2 separate regions of the Mus musculus genome follow, and region 2 is linked to region 1. Evidence: chromatin loops called from intact Hi-C (ENCODE). Cell type or tissue: left cerebral cortex. All regions are shown on one strand. Each heading gives the region's core, and the rest is flanking DNA. Links, peaks and the distances in the headings are about the cores only.

What was found. A loop is a pair of places that touch in the nucleus more often than their neighbours do. Peaks named below come from ENCODE experiments on the same cell type or tissue, not always from the same donor. Only the 100,000 strongest peaks of a DNase experiment are listed, where the experiment ranks them.
Region 2: a loop joins it to region 1, with 1.9 times the contacts of the local background. A loop is called at or near these places in 6 of 42 quality-filtered maps.

The regions. Positions count from the first base shown.
Region 1 is chr10:59,629,938-59,639,483 of GRCm38, forward strand. No RefSeq gene overlaps it. Among named protein-coding and RNA genes, the nearest start is that of Mcu, 18 kb to the left of the region's middle. In left cerebral cortex, for the core only: no CTCF peak of the experiment used is centred there; no DNase peak of the experiment used is centred there.
Region 2 is chr10:59,680,495-59,690,040 of GRCm38, forward strand. Gm40672 (a long non-coding RNA gene) reads right to left here and starts at 6,740. Exons shown (of 3, transcript XR_871746.1): 1 at 6,692-6,740. In left cerebral cortex, for the core only: no CTCF peak of the experiment used is centred there; no DNase peak of the experiment used is centred there.

The DNA of each region.
Region 1 (9,546 bases), core at 572-8,571:
TTGTTTTGTTTTGTTTTGTTTGTTTTGTTTTTTTTTCGAGACAGGGTTTCTCTGTATAGCCCTGGCTGTCCGGGAACTCACTTTGTAGACCAGGCTGACCTCGAACTCAGAAATCCACCTGCCTCTGCCTCCTGAGTGCTGGGATTAAAGGCGTGGGCCATCACTTGTTCTTTTTGTAGAGGACCCAGGTTCAATTCCCAGTACCCACATGATGGCTCATAACAACCTGTAACTTCAATTTCAGGGGTTCATATATTGTCTATAGACCTTGGTGGGTACTGTATATGTGATATACAAACATATATGTAGGTAAAAAATTCCTACAATAAGATAATAAAATCTTAAAAATAAAATAAAAGCACAGGCCACCAAGCCTTCTCCAATGTGGCTCTCTTCTTCTCAAGAAGGTCAAAGAAGAAGAGAAGAGACTAAAAGATCAGCGCCTGGCTGTAGCCTGTGGCTTGCTGAGACCCACCCTGTGCAGTCTCTGGTGTGCATCAGACATCACCATCCCAACTGTACAAACGAGAAATGGAAGATCCAAACAGCTTATATCCCTTCCCTGATGCACGTGCCTGAGAGCTCACTCCAGGGGGCTGAGCACTGAATACAGACTGTGTGAGGACCTCGGACCCAGGCTTGCTCACTCTTCCACACTCCCTCCATAGAAAATGTGTTTCCTAGAGTCTGTACCCTCCCTCTCCATCTCTTTCTCCCTTCTTCTCTCCTTTCCTCCTTCCCTGTTTCCTTCCCTCTCTTCCTCCCTCCTTTTCTCCTCCCTCTCTTTTCCCCCCTTTCTCTCCCTTTCCCTCTCTCCATCTATCCTTTCCTCCCTCTGTCCGTCCCTGTCTCTGTCTCTCTGTCTCTGTCTCTCTGTCTCTCTCCCATCCTCCCTCTGTCTCTTCCTCCCTCCTCATTTGTAGTTCTATACTCTTATTTATGACAATCCCTATTCTGTACTATATGGCACTGACCTTCACTGGTCTAATTTATCATAGTAAGGTTGGTGTTTCATCTGTAAGTGGGCCATCTGGCAGGCAGCATATGGAAATAGACCCTTTAGCAAGGTCATGAGAACATTAAATTTGTAATTTAAAGAAGTTTCCTAAGCTGGGGGAGTACATTTGGTAGAACACTTACTCAGCATGTGGAAGGCCCTGGGTTTGAACTCCAACACCATAAAATAAGTGTTTTTTTCTAAAATCTGTAAGGAATATTGTCAAAGATAATATTGAGGGCTGGCGGTTAGCAAGGTATTGTGATGTGTGCCATGTGAATATTACATTATAGCATCTTGCTTAATCCTCACCAATTTTCCTATGAGAAAAATACTCTATTAGTCTACTAGATCCTTTTTTTTTCTGATGATAAAAATAAAACTCGCCAGAGTAATTTGCTAAAGATTGGCTGGCTGTTGAGTGATAGAGCCAATTCATGGATACAGACAGACACCAGAGCCCACACAGTGAACCTAGAGTTCATCCTGTAGATGCTACAGTGTAGAGCCCTATACTATTAGCTCAGAGGCAATCACCATAAGCCCATACAGAGTTCCAGAGAAATGACCAAGTGACAATAATTTCTTTGGGGTATGAGAATTGCCTGATGGGTTAAGCATGTGTACTAGACGAGTGGAGGAGCCAAGTTTGGTTCCCAGATTTCACACTGGAAAGAGCTGACCACTGAAAGGTGTCCTTTGACCTCTATGCACTGTGGCATGTATGTGTGCACACTTTGAGATGATGATGACGATGACGGTGATGATGATGATGATAATGATTATCTAGTGAGAGCAATGGGATGAACTAACATCAAAAGTAGTAGCTTGGGGCTGGAGAGATGGCTCCAGCAGTTAAGAATACTTGCTCCTCATGCAAAAGAGCTGGGTTTGGTTCCCAGCACCCACACAGAGGCTTACAATTCTGGTTTGAAGGGACCCAAAGACTCTTCTGACTCCAGAGGGCAGCAGACATAATGGTGGTGTACATACATACATACATGAAGGTAAACACTCATACACTTTTTAAAAAATTTTAAAACTAAATAAATATTTTAAAAATATAGCTCAATTGATTCACATGCATCTCCTTCCTTATGATGGAAAATATAGGATTATGTTTATTTAAAGCATGGTCAGCTCACAGTTCTAACTTTACAATTCTGCTAGCAACTATTATGTAATAACTTATTGTTGAACTCCAAACAAACAAGAATATCAAGAATCTAGTATCCAGATACTTGAAGAAATGTGTTTGTATATTACGGCCATCAAAAGACTGATAATCTACTACCTTAATCATAAGGTTGAAGAAATGTGCAAGAAAAATAGACATGCATCAAATAAGTCCTTTTGTCTATTTCTTTAATAGCCATGAAGAAGTCTAAGCCCAATGTGGTAGGCCCTGCCTGTGACTTAAGAAGCTGAGGCAGGAGTAGTATTATAAATTCAAGGCCAGCTTCAGTTATTTGGGAATTCCAGGACAGCCTCAGTATGGAATGAGACCCTGTCCCAAACAAACAACCAACAAATAGAAGTCTGAAGTCTATCTAGAAATTTCCCTGAAAGGAAATATCAACAACAAAAACAAAAAACAAATAGCACCACGGCCTCTTGTGACAGATCATAAGGAATGTTGGAAGTGGTTTCAGAGACCTAGAACCTGAAACTACATCCAGACTACATGGTCTGTAAGACCTTAGGCTCACAATCTGCAAAAATATCTTAGGCCACTGTCTTAGTTAGGGTTTTACTGCAGTGAACAGACACCATGACCAAGGCAACTCTTATAAAGGAAAACATTTAATTGGGCCTGGCTTACATTTTCAGATGTTCAATCCATTATCACAAGGTGGGAACATGGCAGCATCCAGGCAGGCATGGTATAGGAGGAGCTGAGAGTTCTACATCTTCATCTGAAGGCTGCTAAGAGAAGACTGGCATTCTTAGGCAGCTAGAAGAAGCTCTCTTTGTCCACCCCACAGTGACACACTTCCTCCAACAAAGCCATACCTCCTAATAGTGTCACTTCCCATGGGCCAAGAATATTCAAACCACCACAATCACTCAGTCTGTAAAAAGAGGAGTTCAGCTTTCTAGGTTGTTGCAGTGGTTTTTAGCCTTCCTAATGCTGCAGCCCTTCAGTTCCTTGAATAGGAACTCGTTCTGTTCTGGTGATAATTATAACATTATTTTTGTTGCTACTTCTTAACTGAAAGTTTGCTACTGTTATGAATTGCAACATAAATATCTAATATGCAGGCAATCTAACATGTGACCCCTGTGAAAGGGTCAGTTGAGAACTGCTGTTGTAAATGAAGAGGAGGGGAATGAAAATAGGGGGAAAGAGAGGAAGAACGTGAAACCATGTGGCATCCTAAAATGTTATTCGTTTACTTAAAAGCAGGGATGCTATATTAAAGAGTTCTCATTATTGGCAAATGTGTCATCAGAAGAAAAATACAAAGAAATAGTCTTTAGTTTTTTAGTTTGGAGCCTACTTTTCTGAGACAGGAGCTCACTTTAGCCCAGGCTAACCTGGAATTCACTTTGCATCTGAGGAAGGCCTCAAACTCATAGTAATCCTCCTGCCTCTAACTATCAAATACTGGTATTACAGATTTGAGGTGTCATATCCTGAGAAATTGCCTGGTAAAGGGACCATGCAAAGCCCCTTGGTTTCTGAATTTTGACTGGACTCATTCAGTGGCACTTACAGGGTTGGCCACAGATGTCTTAAACATAAAACAATAAATGCCCACACCCTGTTCTCTTCTATTTATTTCCCATTTCTCCTGGTCTATTTTAAGAACTTGGAATGGACCATATTACCCTTGAGACTGGCACATTGGGCTCATCAGCCCACTGAAGCCCTGAGCTTCACTAAGCTCGCTGACTCACACCCTCCATGCACAAAGGCAACAGCCGTGAACTTTTAGTGTCTTTCTCTTCCCCTGACTCCTAATGAACTTCAGCTAACCAAGATCCTTTTCTATGACGCAAACAAATATTGAAGTAGATGAAATGGCAATGTTGAAAAAAATTCGATTTGAGATTTTCTTTAGGTAAGCCAAAAAGAATCATTCTGTCTGCCTCTAAGGGAACATTGACTGAACTGATATTAGGTAGAAGAGCCTTATAGCATTACAGCAATGGTGATTTTATGAAATTCAGCGATTCCATCCTGCAGCTCAGTGGTAAGGAATGTGGAGGCTTACACTGTCTTCAGGTCTAATGCTGGCTCATAATCACCAGCCTCATCACCTTCTATAATAGATTTTTTTAAAATCTCTCTAAAATGTTACTATGTAAAGAGAAATGTCCTTTTATTTTATACATTTCTATTTTATATATATTTGTTTATGTTATTGTATATATAGCCTTTTTATTTTATACATATTATATAAATTACATATTATATTACAATTATATTGGATATATCCTTTTTATTTTATACATTTTTATTTTAAAAATATATTTATTTTATTTTATATATCTATTTATATATAATTTATATAATTATAATATATTATTTATAAATTTTATTATTTGTATAAGATATATAATGTTATATATATATGTATGTATAATCATATATATGTATATATAACATATGTAATATATTATATGTACATATTCTATACTTTTTATTATAGAATTATTTTCACTAGCATTTTTAGGTACCTCGTGGTCTCTGAGTTTTGGCCAAATCAATTCTATTTGGAAAAGATATATTTATATTTATCTTTTATATTTATAAAATATAAAAGTTTATATTGCCACTGTCTCCAAAGGGTCTACAGAAAAAATATAGGTGGAGGAGATGCTTAAAGAAAACCAAGTCGATCCACGGGGTTGTTTGGTGGTTGAAAATTCTCCTCATGATGTGAATCATTGTTCCTAATCAAGAAGCAGTTTACTAATTCAGAGCATCTATACCATGTTAACTAGATAGCAAATACCTGGGCTGACAGCTGAGGATATCACTCAGTTGATCCTAGTTATGCCAGGATTTCTGCAAAGTGCTAAAGAAAGGTACGTAGGCAGCCAGGAATCTTGATCTCTAACAACAGCTGGCAGGTTGCCTCTAATCCGTTTAATTCTGTGTTTATGTCAAACCTGAATTTTGTTGGAATTTTCATGTATCTTATAGAGACAACAGAAGACTTGACAGATAAGTCATCTCCTATCCAATTGCTGAAAGAAGTGTTTATCCTTATAATGAACCATTTTAATTTGTTTTAAACACAGCATTTCATTGTATTATCTAGGCTGGCCTCAAACTGGACTTAAACATTCTTCCTGCATTGGCCTTCAAAGTAGCTGTGACTGCAGGCTCACACCACCACATATTTTAAGTTTGGGGTTACTTATTTTGAGACAGGATCTTACTGGGTAGCCCAAGCTACCTTTGAACTTGCTATGTAGCACAGGATAATTTTGAACTTGGGATTCATTTGCCTCTGCCTGCCACGAGCTGGAATTAAAGGCAAAGACGATTACTGTCTTAGTTAGGGTTTGACTGCTGTGAACAGATACCATGACCACGGCAACTCTTATAAGAGCAACATTTCACTGGGGCTGGCTTACAGGTTCAGTGGTTCAGTCCATTATCATCAAGGCAGGAACAAGGCAGCATCCAAGCAGGCATGGTGCAGGAGGAGCTGAGAGTTCTATATCTTCATCTAAAGACTGTTAGTGAAAGACTGACTTCCAGGCAGCTGGCATGAGGGTCTTAAAGCCCAGTCCCACAGTGGCACACCTATTCCAACAAGGCCACACCTACTCCAACAAGGCCACACCTCCAAATAGTGCCACTCCCTAGGCCAAGCATATTCAAACCATGACGATTACTATTACACTTGGCTTTTGATTAAGTTTTGGAGATGATAAGGAAAATGCATTTTGTAATAAATCTGTTACAGATCCAAAATCAGTCCCAAAGCTCTACTCAGAGATGTTGCTCAGTGGTAGAGCTTTAGATGTATAAGGAGCCCTGGTGTTTCCCTAATAGCAAATAATAATAATATAGAATAATAAGAATCCAGGCGTGGTTTTGCCTACCTGTAATTCTAGCACTTGAAACACAAGAGGATCATGACCCCAAGGCCTGCCTGGTCTATATAATGAGATCCTTTTGCTCTCTCAAAAGAGAAAAAGGATTCAAAGCTCAGACACAGACACAAATCATGTTTCTAAAAAGTAACCCAAGGTACAAAGAAGGCAGCCAAGTAAGACTTAAGGTACAGGGCTGGGCTGGGAGCTGACAGGGATCTTAGCAGGCATGTCAGAACTGTGGGTGCCTGGCAACAATGTTAGGGATTAGTAACCAGGAGACCAGAGTTGAAAACCAGACACTGCGGTTACATTGGTTACAAATGTACCCATGATCAACCTTGCAACTGCTTGATGACATATTTTTATTCCTTCATAAAAAAATATATATATATATATGGCAATTAACATATCAAAGAGTATCCGGGGATCTTAGACACTGAGGAATACTTAGTGAATAATACAGACAAAGACTTTGTGTAGTTTATATTCTATTTGGGGTTGGGATGGGAGGAATCTATCAACAAGTAAAGCACAGAGTAAGTTAATAGAAATGAGTCTATGTAAAAAATCCAAGTGGAAAATTCTGTGGGTAATAAGTGGAAATACAATTTTTATTCCTTTGCCTGTTTTTGAGACAGAGTCTCACTGTGTAGCCCGGCTCTCCTGGAACTCACTCTGTAGACCAAACTGGCCTCGAACTCAGGGATCTGCCTGCCTGCCTGCCTGCCTGCCTGCCTGCCTGCCTGCCTGCCTGCCTGCCCAATACTAGGATTAAAGGCGAACTCCACCACTGCCTTTTTAAACAATGTTCTGAGGAAAATGTTCTCTGGGAAGACGGTAAGGAAGAGCGGGGCAGGGCTGGCCAACTCAGCAGTGAAGTGCTGAGCTAGCCAATGAAAAGCCTCAGAGCTACAGGAAAAAGAAAAGAAACGAAACGAAAACCAAGCGTGTCAGTCATGACGGTCTTCTGGAGAAGACTACATATACTACATGGGACTCAGACTCTGCTGAGGTGTTCCTGCAGGGACCAGGGAGGACCAGGGAGGAACACAGGTAGTTGAGCGGCTTGAGCAGAGTGGTAGGTAAGGTCAGAAAAGTGGGGAGATTTGTCAATGATGTTGGGGTCCCTGGACCACTGTAACGATTTCCGGCTTTCACTTGGAGTGAGGTACGAGGCTGTCCGAAAATACTACACAGAAAGAAAGCACATATTGCAAGTTAAAAGGACCCTCCTGCTTTCTGCTTTCTGCTTTCTGCTTTCTGCGCATGTGCTCATGGTGCAAGGGTATAAGCAGGACCATTTTCTCAGGACAAAAGAATAACAGTTTGCACAGGCTGGGGGTGATGGAGAAAGAGAAGTGATGGAACCTGGATGTTGTTGGGAAGTGGAGCCATCAGGATGTGGCAAACATCTGGAACGATGGAATGAAATGACATGAGAGCAAGGGGCAGTCAAGTACAGCCTAGAAACCTAGAGAGAGCGGGAGGGGGAGGGAAAGAGGGAGGAAAAGAGAGAGAGAGATGTTTTTTTATCGAAATGGGGAGGAAAATGAGAAGGTTCTTAATCTTGCTTGAGGCACAACACCAGACACATTGCAGTCTTCGTGTTTGCTGTTAACCTAATCAAAATCAGTGTCTGTGTATTTGGGTCAAGAGTTGCTTTAGATAAAAAAGAAAAATAAATAAATAAATAAAATGACTTGTTAGCTTCCAGACTAAGCTTTTGTTTCAGACTCTGAGATAAATTTAAATCCAGTGATGTGCTACAGATGGTTTTACTCAAGAGCCAGGCTATTGGAAAAGCACTGGAGAAACTTAATACTTCTTAGGCATTACATCATCTGGATTTACAGGTGGGAAAGTACACTAGAAACAGAGGAGAACATACTTAAAAAACTCATTACTTATTTCCTACATTTCACTATGGTCTGGCTTCTGAAGCAACGTCCCAGAATGTGTCTGTGCAGTATAGTACGTACTGCCCCCGTGCCTCCCCTTCCAACAAGGCGCTGATTTCTGCGGCCATAAAAATAATGCTTAAAAATACTTAAGCCAAGTAATTATGCTCACTGTGAAGTTTTACCGAACTAGGGACATCATTTAAAAGAAAAGACAAAAAAAAAGGACTGAAACTTTAAAACTGAGCCAGTGAACACCAGTGCTAGATGTCAGGGGCTCTTACTGGGCCAGGAGACAGGGACTTAAGATGCAGGGACTGACAAATGCTAAACATTAGAGTGTGAGCAAGCTGGCCGTGTCTTATAAATACATGCAGGGATAACAGCATTACATTGTACTTCTCTTGCAGGTCTCCCCCTCTAGACAGCAAGGGTTGGGAACTAAAAAAAAAAACCTGAGTAGAACCTGCAGGAATTCCACACAGCTAAATGCTTTACATACTGATCCAGTTAGGAACTGCTAAGAGAGATGAGCATCCCACGTTCAATCAATGCTTTATAGGATTAAGCCTGAACCAAATCACCAGCCGTTAACAGGATAGACTAGTGGCTTCGGACTGCTTCTTTGTATATTTGGTATTATGGCCAAGATGAGGAGAAACGGGCTAGTCAATGCCGGTGAGACACTCATCGGCAGGCTTCTTTAAAAAGAGATGTCAAAGACTCTAAAGACATTGGTTACTTCAGTGAGGCGGCTAGAAAAACAACTGCAGTTTGTTGCTTTAATGTTACAAGAAAGGCAGCTGGGATCCAGAGAATAGTTGCGGGTTCCTGAGGGAAAGAAAGGGAATGAGTCATTTTGTTGGAGTGTGAAAAATAAAAAAATTGGAATGTGTCTTAAGGTCCTGGCCAAGACCCAGTGGACGATAACAGAGAGCGCAGCATTTAGTGCTCTGGTATTTCACTGTTAGGTATGCATATCAGAGCTGAGGGTGTAGCCCCATAGACAGCCTGCTTGCCTAGCACCTGTACGGCCATGGGTTCAACTCCTCAGCATCTTGTGTACTGGAGTAGTAGGACACATCTATACTCCTAACACTTGGATGGCGTACAAGCTGCTTTTGTTTGTCAACTTGACCAAGCTGAAGTCAACAGAGAAAGGAGCTTCAGCCAAGGAAATGCCTCTATGAGATCCAGTTCTAAAGCATTTTCTCAATTAGCAATCAATACAGGAGGGCCCAGTCCACTGTGGGCAGTACCACCCCTGGGCTGGTGGTCCTGAGTTTGATAAGAAAGTAGGCTAAGCAAGCCATGAGGAGCAAGCCAGTAAGCAGCATCCTCTATGGCCTCTGCATCAGCTTCTGCCTCCAGGTTCCTACCCTGTTTGAATCCCTGTCTTGACTTCCTCCAGGGATGAACTATGATCTGGAAGTGTTAGACTCTGAATAAACCCTTTCCTCCCCAACTTGCTTTTTTGGTTTTTTTTTTTTTTTTTTTTGGTTTTTTGTTTTTTTGGTGTTTCGTCACAGCAGTTCCAAACCCAACTATGACAGATGATCAAACATAGTGAGTTTGAGGCCACCCTGGGCTACA
Region 2 (9,546 bases), core at 280-8,279, 50 kb after region 1:
ACTCAGTCACACTTGGATGTGGGAGTTTTGCAAATGATTTGGTTTCTTAAGAGACAGAGGTGGGAAAGGAGGAAAAAGAGGCTGAGGACCTCTACCTACCAACTAGACATACCTATCTTATCTGAGCCATGGTTTGAAATCATCAGCTGTAAAAAGGCATTTGGGGGAAATTCAGCATGGGTGACTGATGAAGTAACAGGAAGTATGAGTGTTAATTTATTAAATGTGAAAATGGCACTCTGGCCTCTTTTTAAACATCTATTTATTTTATGTGTATGAGTGTTTGTCTACGTGCATCTATGTTCACCACCTGCATGCCTGGGGCCTGCAGAGGTCAGAAGAGGACGTGAGATCCCCGAGACCTGGAGTTACAGATGGTTGTGAATGACCTTGTGGGAGCTGGGAACTCAACTCAGGTCCTCTGCAAAAGCAACAACTGCTCTTAGCCACTGAGTCAATGCTCCAGCCCCGGCACTATGGTCTTTTTTTTTTTTTAAGGTCTTGTCTTCTACACAGAAATCTCTTTGTGGTGTCTCAATTTAATGTGGGAAAGATAAAATTTTTCTATTTTTTTTAATATGTAAAAAATGATAAATCAGACCTCTAGGTCCACATACATAAAAATAAATCCCAACTAGATTATGGCTCCCTGAAAACTTCTATCCTGAGTCATTATAAACTATATGAAAAGATTAGCCACGTTTATGTTGATAATCTAGAAAAGGGTGAGCACTGCACTATAGAGGTTAAACATTGGAAGCACTGATCTGTACCTGCTAGAAGAGATTGGTCAGTACCAGTAATTCACTTCAAACAACAGAAATCTGTACAGCTCCGAATGTAACAAAGTCATTGATTTGTTTGTTTGTTTGTTTGTTTGTTTTGTCACACTGAGGACTGACCCCAGGGTTTTACACATGCTAGGTAAGCACTCACCACTGAGCTATCAGTCCTTCGTTGTGACAGAGTCTTACCACATAACCCTAGCTAGCCTGGGCTTACACCAGACCGGCCTTGAACTTGTGGTAAGCCTTCTGACTCCGCCTCCCTAGTGCTGAGATTACGGGCATGCACCACTCTACCTGGCATGATAAATCTCTACAATGTCTTATTATTATAGTAGAAGTTAAAATATGCAGGTGCTTGGTTGGGCGGGGGGTGGGGGGGATAGCTTAGTCAGTAAGCAAATTGTCATCCAAGCCTGAGTTTGAGCTCTGGAGCCCAGGTGAGGTGTCTGGAGTGGATGGTGTGCACCAGTAATCACAGAGCTAAGGAAGCAGGGGCAGAAGGATCCCAGGAGCTTACTGCTCAGTTGGTCTGTGAGTCCAGGTCAAGAAGAGACTGCCTCAAGGGAGGTGGGTGATACCTAAGGCTAGCCTTCAGCCTCCACATGCATGCATGCACATGCATGTGCACAGACACTTGTATACACACACATGTACACAAGCATAAAATATGCATCATTCTGCCAGGTATATATAGCTTAAAACCAAAAATACTGCATTCTTAATTGATGCATATGAGTTACAATTTTTAAAATAACCAAGACAGAACATATACCATGTTAAGGTGAACAACCATCTTGAGAGAAAAGGGAGAAATATGAAAGGATCAGGTCTTCATGTCTTCGAACATTTTGTTTAGTATTTTTAAATTCAAAGCAAATATGGTAAACTATGAATGGCGGGGCTATAGGTGTCAGTTGTAAATGTAATTGTCACTTTGACTTCCTCAGTTGAAGTCATGAGATGAGCCTCTCTCTAGTAACCTAGGACTAGAATGTTTCAGCCTCTGAGACTTACTGCTTAATAAACTCGCTCTTTCTAGATCTTTCTGAATTCTGACTGGCTGGTTCAACATAGCTGCTCTGGTTCAAATTCCTTTCCAAGCTGACTGATTCAAACTGGCTTCTCTCAGCTTCTGACAGAATTGCTGTGTTTGGAAAGGCTTCCTCCAACTCCACAAACTAAACTGCTCCAAACTGAACTGAACTGATTCTACTCTCTCTCTCTCTCTTTCCTGTCTGTCCTTGTGTATCCTATCTCTGAGTCATTCTGTTAAATCTTTCTCTGATTCGTCACTTTGTCTGCCCCTCAATTAGATATCATTATTTGGGATCAAAGGTGTATACTAAAGGTGTGTTTGCATTCCAGTTGGATATGTAACCCCTTGCCAGAACAACCATGTTAATGGATTAAAATTCTTCTACAGTTATCGTAAAAATGTTTGCTATATTTCATAATGTAAAAATGTATTCACATGCCTTTAATCCCAGCACTTGGGAGGCAGAGGCAGGTGAATTTCTGAGTTCGAGGTCAGCCTGGTCTACAGAGTGAGTTCCAGGACAGCCAGGACTATACAGAGAAACCCTGTCTCGGAAAAAAAAGAAAGAAAGAAAGAAAGAAAGAAAGAAAGAAAGAAAGAAAGAAAGAAAGAAAGAAAGAAAGAAAGAAACTTGAACTAAAAATTCAAAAAGAATCCATACTTCAAGTAGTTTTAATTGTGTGTGATTGACAGTAAGATAAAACTAAACTTGAAATAGCCTCATAAAGGGTTTAGTATAGAAACAAGCATCTTGTGTAGTTAGTTGGTGAGGCACAACAGGTATAAACCTCACTCTACCAATCAAACAACAACATTCACTTTTAAAATAAAATTAAATGTATACCTTCCTGTTGGTCTGAGTTTCTGCCTCATCTCTGGGATGCTGAGACACTACCCAGTATGCCACTCAGGGAAGGCAGAATGCAATGTAAGGTAGGGGATCCCAGCCCTTGTCTCCCTGGGTGAGAAACAGTGGGGGTTGAATAGATGCTGTGGTTCTCAAACTCCTGTGTACCCAGACGCTGCTGGGGACCACGAGGAGTTGAGAACGGAGTCCCAGGGCTGGCTTGGCTCTAAATGAGTGCCAAATGTACAGAGAGGCTGGAAGAGAGGCCTTCTATGGGAGATTTGGGCGAGGCTCTTTATGACAAAGGTCTTTCCCCAGCCCCCTTGATGGTGCTTGATAAAGGAGATGGTCCTTGCTCGTCTAAACTGTTTTATTCATGGCAGATGAAAATCCATTTGTCTTATTCAGAGTAAATCCAAGATTAAACAACTTTTGCAGAAAGGGATGCTAAACACTCAGGTTCTATCAAGATAGACCCTGGGTCTATCTCATTAGCATGGGTGTCTTGGTCATGTACTCCAGGACAGGTAGCGTCTGGCTGATTTTAATGCCTACTGTTCTCAATTATGACATTTACTAGGATTTTGAACCTGCTTCAATCTTACCAGTTCTGTCTAGTGGCATGGTTCACCTGCCCCACACCTTCCTCTGAAAGCTGGTGAGTACTTTGGTACTTTGTCTGTGGATGCCCCTACCATGTTTCCCCAAGTTTTATTGGTTGCCTTTCTCCCTGTCTTACTCTCCATTTTCCTACTAGCCCACACCAACTGTTGGGCTCTTGGCTATGTCAAGATTTGATAATCAGGGAAGCCCCAAGGAAGGCAGTTAGGTGCTAGAGCATCCTCACTTCAGCTCAATGCAGTTATCCATAAACATAAGAGATGCTTGATCTGTGGGTTACATAAAAGACATAATAGAACACAAGATGTTGCAGTCATAGCTCCTGACCGCAGCGGGGCTATGTTGTGGTGTGCCTTATGCATGTGTCATACTTCAATAAGCTTAAATTCCCATCCAGATGTTAAGAAAATCTGTTGCAGGATAGTCAGGATGCTGGCCAGACTACATCAAAGGGCAATTTTACAAAAATAAAACAAACTGTAGACACATTAAACATCTTGCATGCTAAATGTTCTCTCCTATGTAGCAAGTATTACAGTTTCTCCTTCAAACCCCAAGCCTCCATTTTAAGGGTTGTTTGTCTGTTTTGCTTTGTTTCTTTGTTTCTTTGTTTGAGACGTGGTCGTACTATGTTGCGCTGGCTCCCTCAGAACTCACTATGTAGAAGATCAGGTTGGCCCTGAACTCACAGAGATCCACCTGCCTCTATTCCTTGAGTGCTGAAATTAAAGGTAAGACATATGCCACTGCCTCTAGCTAGGCTAATATCTTTTTATGAATTATGTACTTTTCTTTATGTGTGAATTTTTTGTCTGCATGTCTATATGTGCACATGTGTGTCTGGTGTCCTCAGAGCCTGGAGGAAGGTGTTTAGATTCTCAGGAACTAAAGTTACAGATGACTGTGAGTGCTGGTAACTGAACCCAGGACCTCTGCAAAAGCAGCCTGTGTTCTTTGTTGTTTTTGAGACAGAGTTTCTCTATGTCACCATAGCTGTCCTGGAACTAATTCCATAGACCAGGCTAGTCTCAAACTCAGAGATCTGCCTGCCTCTACCTCCAGAGTGCTAGGATTAAAGGCATCCGCCTCCAAGCCAGACAGCCAATGCTCTTAACTGCTGAGTCAAAAATATCTTTCCCAAGGGATGAGTATTCCTTGTTAATGGGCTGTCAAACCGACTCTGTTACCTCTGGTTTTCCCTCTGCTCATCACCATGGGAAAGGGAGAGTACACTTATTTCAGCTTCATTGTGAAGAGGAATGAATAGAAGTCCTCGGGCTAGTGAAGGCTTTATTTCTCAGTAGCAATTAAAGGGCAGCCACATCCCCTGGAAAGCTGCCTTCCAGAAACAGCTTAAGGATGGAGAATGGAAGCTCAGGCTGCATGCCTGAGCTAAGTCACATTAAACAAAATGAGGTTGAAGATCAGAGAGATGACCCAGTAGGCAAAGGTATCGCTGGCAAGCCTGATGAGCTAGCTGAGTAGGAACCCTGGGACTCACCTGGCTGAAGGAGTGTGCCAATTAGAGAAATGCACTAACCTTCACACCTGCACCCTTATGCCTTGCTTGTAAGCCTCCCCTCCTCCCCTGCTCACTCGCACGAGCACACACACAGCACAGAGAAACAGCACACACACTCACACACACACACACTCACACACACACACACTCACACACACACATACACACACAGCACAGCAAGACACCACACATACTCACACACATACACACACAGCACACCACAGAGAGTCACCACACATACTCACACACATACACACACAGCACAGAGAGACACCACACACACTCACACACATACACACACAGCACAGAGAGACGCCACACACACTCACACACATACATACACACACACACACTCACACACACACCACATAGATACCACACACACACACACACATACACACACACACACATACACACACAGCACAGCAAGACACCACACATACTCACACACATACACACACACACAGCACACCACAGAGAGACACCACACACACACATATACACACACCACAGAGAGACACCATACACACACACACACACACACACACACACACACACACAGTTTGAACCACTGAGTGATTCAACCACATGGAATATACTATCATATATGTGGCGTGTCATCGGCTGGAATATTATGCATTGCACATATGATGTAGACTCACCTATGACCTCACTGGATTTAATCTAATTGGCACACAGTATAATTAAAATAAACAAAAACAAAAACAGGGTTGGAGGGATGTCTTGGCCATTAAGAGGCCTTGCCACTCTGCTAGGGGTCAAAAGTTCAGTTCCCACTTCAGGAAATCTGACACGTGGCATTCTCAGACACACATGTGGCATACAGATAAACACATACAGTGATTTTTTTTTAAGTTGAGTCTGCAGGGCTAGAGAAATTGCTCAGTCGTTAAGAACACTTGATTTTCCAGAAGACTCATGCTTAGTTAGCAGCACCCACATCAGGAAACTCGCAACTCCAGCTACAGGGGCCCTGACACCCTCTTCTGTCCTCTGCCAGTACCCAAGCCCACATGACACACATATATAAATGAATAAATATTTTTAAACTTTGTATTGGTTCTTTGTGAATTTCACAGCACTCACCTCAATCCCATTCATCTCCCTCTCGTTCTCCTACGCACCCTTCACCCTTGCAACCTTCCCCACCATAACAACAAAATTCTTGTTGTGGAAGCTGTAGTGTGCCATAGTGTGTCACACAGTACACCCTTTTGTCCACACTCCTTAGCTTGCAAATGTTCATTGACTGCAATGAGTCATTGATTTGGTACGAGACCTCTGGCTTCTGCTACTCCATCAATACTGGAACCTCACTGGAACTCCTCTAAGATATCCTGTTGTTGCCCTGTGTCATGGAGCGTCTGTCGTTTGGGATCTGTAGGACTGGCCCTTTCATAAGCTCCAGCCATTCATAGAGGGGGTAGATGTTGAGGTGGGCCAATTCAAAGTTCTGGATCTGGGCCTGAGAGGTATCTGAACTGGTCAGCCCCCCAGCTCTCCTGATCTCACACCCTCAGGGCCGGCCCGAAACCAGGCCCAGCTCCTTTCCAGGTAAAACACAGGGCCTGTTCTCCAAGTGTTACAGCTGATGAGGAACATGCCCTTCCTTGCCCCTTGCATCTACATCAGGCAAGAGAGGTGGCCCTGGGGTCATCAGAGCAGGAGAGCTGGCATTGCCCCTCATCTACTGCAGCACTCAGGGGAGCAGTCTCTGCACCTTACCTGGGTGCAGGCTCCTGTATGTGGGTGCTGTGGTCCTACTCTTACAGCTTTGGGCCAGCAGGGCCAGCTCTCCCACCTGCCATAGATGTCAAGGGATAAGAGAGGGGAGGATGCCCTCAGGGTCAGCTCACCTGCAATCCTGGAATCCAGGGCTAGCTCTACTGTGCTACCCAGGTGAGGTGCAGGGCCTGCTCTCTCAAGTACTGCAATGGGTGAGGGGCAGGACTCTCCTGCTCTCATGACCCTTGGGCCAGCTCTCTTGCAAGCCGTAAGAGGCAAAGTGCAAAGGTCAGGGAGGATAGCTCTCCCTTGTTGATGCCATTGCACAGCAGACAAGAGTCTCCTACCCTCAGGCCCGCAGGGCCAGCTTATCCACAGCACCCACATACAGGAGCCTGCACCCAGGTAAGGTGCAGAGACTGCTCCCCTGAGTGCTGCAGTAGATGAGGGGCAATGCCAGCTCTCCTGCTCTGATGACCCCAGGGCCACCTCTCTTGCCTGATGTAGATGCAAGGGGCAAGGAAGGGCATCTCTCCTTTGTTCAGTGTACCTCATGGCAGACAAATGATGGACCAGTTCTCTCATGGTCACACTCTCAGCGTTGGATCACCTGCAACTCCCACATTGGGTGGGGGGGAGGGGGAGAGAGGGCTTATCTTCTGAGCACTGCGGCTGGCTAGGGGTGCAGTCAGCTCTCCTGCTCTCATGGCCCCAGGGCCAGTTCTCCCATGATGCTCAGGTGAGGGGTAGGGCCAGTTCTACACAGCACTCAGTTATCAATGTGCCACTGGGTGACATCCCAAACCAGGGATATCTGCCTGGCCTTTGGTGGTAACAGACCTCTGCTGCTTCAGGGCCACAGATCCAGATGTGGGCCCCAGTGGCAACCCAGGCCAGTACCCCACCATGGTCCCAGGTGGTTACACTGGCTACTCACATCAGGCTGTTCCTCACCACCCTCGAGTCTCCAGTTCTGCCTCTCTTCATTGCGGCCACATCCTTCTGTTTCTGTTTCTCTTCCATTTCTCCACTACCTACTTGTTCTTAGTGGTGCCTGGGGTCTCTGAGTCTCTAGGATCATCTCAGGACTGCTATGCCCCTCTAGTGCATTATAGCACTGGGCAGGAGTCGTTTTGGGCATGGTCTGCCCCTCCACGCCTGAGCAGCCCAGGACTGGTGGTCATCCCAGGCTAGCTCCCTGTCCGGGCTCATACTCTTTGACCTGCTCACCTGAGTGGCCCCTTGCAAGGGTTGTCCTCCAAAACAAGCCCACAGGCCAATCTGATCTGGGCTATCCCTCCATGGAGACTCCTTTCTCAGATGAGTCCAGGCTCTGCCAGGTTGACAGTTGACGCTAAGTATGACACTTCATTTGTCAGTGTTCAACAGGACACATTGATTGCTTATTACTCAGAATGAAAGTTGACAGTTTTAAGTTATTTCTCACTTTTCACACATTAGAAATTTGACACTCTGAAATTATTTTCCCACTTTTTCTCATCTCCCTTTACCCCAGGTTTTGCTAGTCTCAACTATATAGTTCAATACATTTAAAATGTCACCAGGCTACAGTGTTATACGCTCATTATCAAATTCTAGAACAAGATGTTTTACCTTGTAGCTTTGAAATACTACCACTGGGCTGGGGGTGTAGATCCGTGTTGGAATCCTTGCTTATCACATATAAGGTCCTGGCTGGACCACTAGAATCTCAAACTAAAGAGATAAAAAGTAAATAAAATATTTCTAGTAATTTTTATGGCATTAAACACTGTTAACATTCTTTAATTAATAGAGCTTTTAGATTTAAACTAAGCAAAAAAACTAACATTTGTTTTAGAGCTTTGCCGGGCTTTTTCTATACATGAAAAAAAAATTTATAAATGAACATTTTAAACCTGAATTTTCTACACAGATAAAAATGCAAAACTGATGCACTGTGTGCTGCCAGTTCTCACACATCCTATGGGTTTAAACTATCCTGAGTAAGACCAGAAAGGGAGAAGGAAAACGGTGAGACATTATCCTCAGACAATAGCAAGCACATCGGGAAATCCGCAACAATACGTGACAAAGAAATTACTTGTAACTGACATGGGGTGTTTATAATCTGAATTCTTTGCTGGAATTGTGTTTGCAGGGAACATTGTAATAGTTAGAGGTGTTCCAAATTTTGAAGATAAAGGACTAATACTGTTCCCTGAATATTTCAAATCCCCCATGGTTCTCTGTAACAGCATCCACTGACGTACAATAATAAGATGACACCAGCTGTTGGAGTTCCCTAGGATTAGAGTGTGGCCTTAGATCCTGCAGAGAGACTGTATATGAGTCCTAAGTGGGGAGGGGAGGTGCTAAAGCAGACACCTTAAACCTGTCAAGAATAGTGGCCCGCAGTGTAGCATTTCAAAGGCTAGACCACTACTCTCAACCTTAGCTTCCTTATTCACATTAGGGTGATATCTTCCATGCCCAGACAGAGTGTCTAGAAATGCACAGTAGCCTGTGGGACAGTATATGTGTACTCATTTGTACTTCAATAAGTATACTTGGGGTACTTGATGTAAGAACTACATTTTATTTTTTTAAGATTTCTTTTTTATAGGGGACTGGAGAGATGGCTCACAGGTACACTAATTATTTTTAATAAAACTGTAAGCAGTGAGTTAATCCAGTGGCTGTATTTCCTTGCCTTATGCTACTCCCCAACAACTTACAGAGAAACCAAGATTTATTTAAAACTGCACCTCAGTAGGGGAGCCCTCTATGCTAAACTGAATACCTCTCAGCCCCATCCCTTGACACTTGCGTATTATTATTGATCTGGCTCTTGGTCTCAGGTGTGCTTCCATGATCTCTCCATGGCTCCAAATCCTCCATCCTTCTCGCTGATCCGAATCTCCCTCTCTCCTCCATTCTCCTTCCTCTGGCTGGCAGATGTCCCGCCCTATTCTCTATTCTGCCCAGCCATTGGCTGGTCAGCATT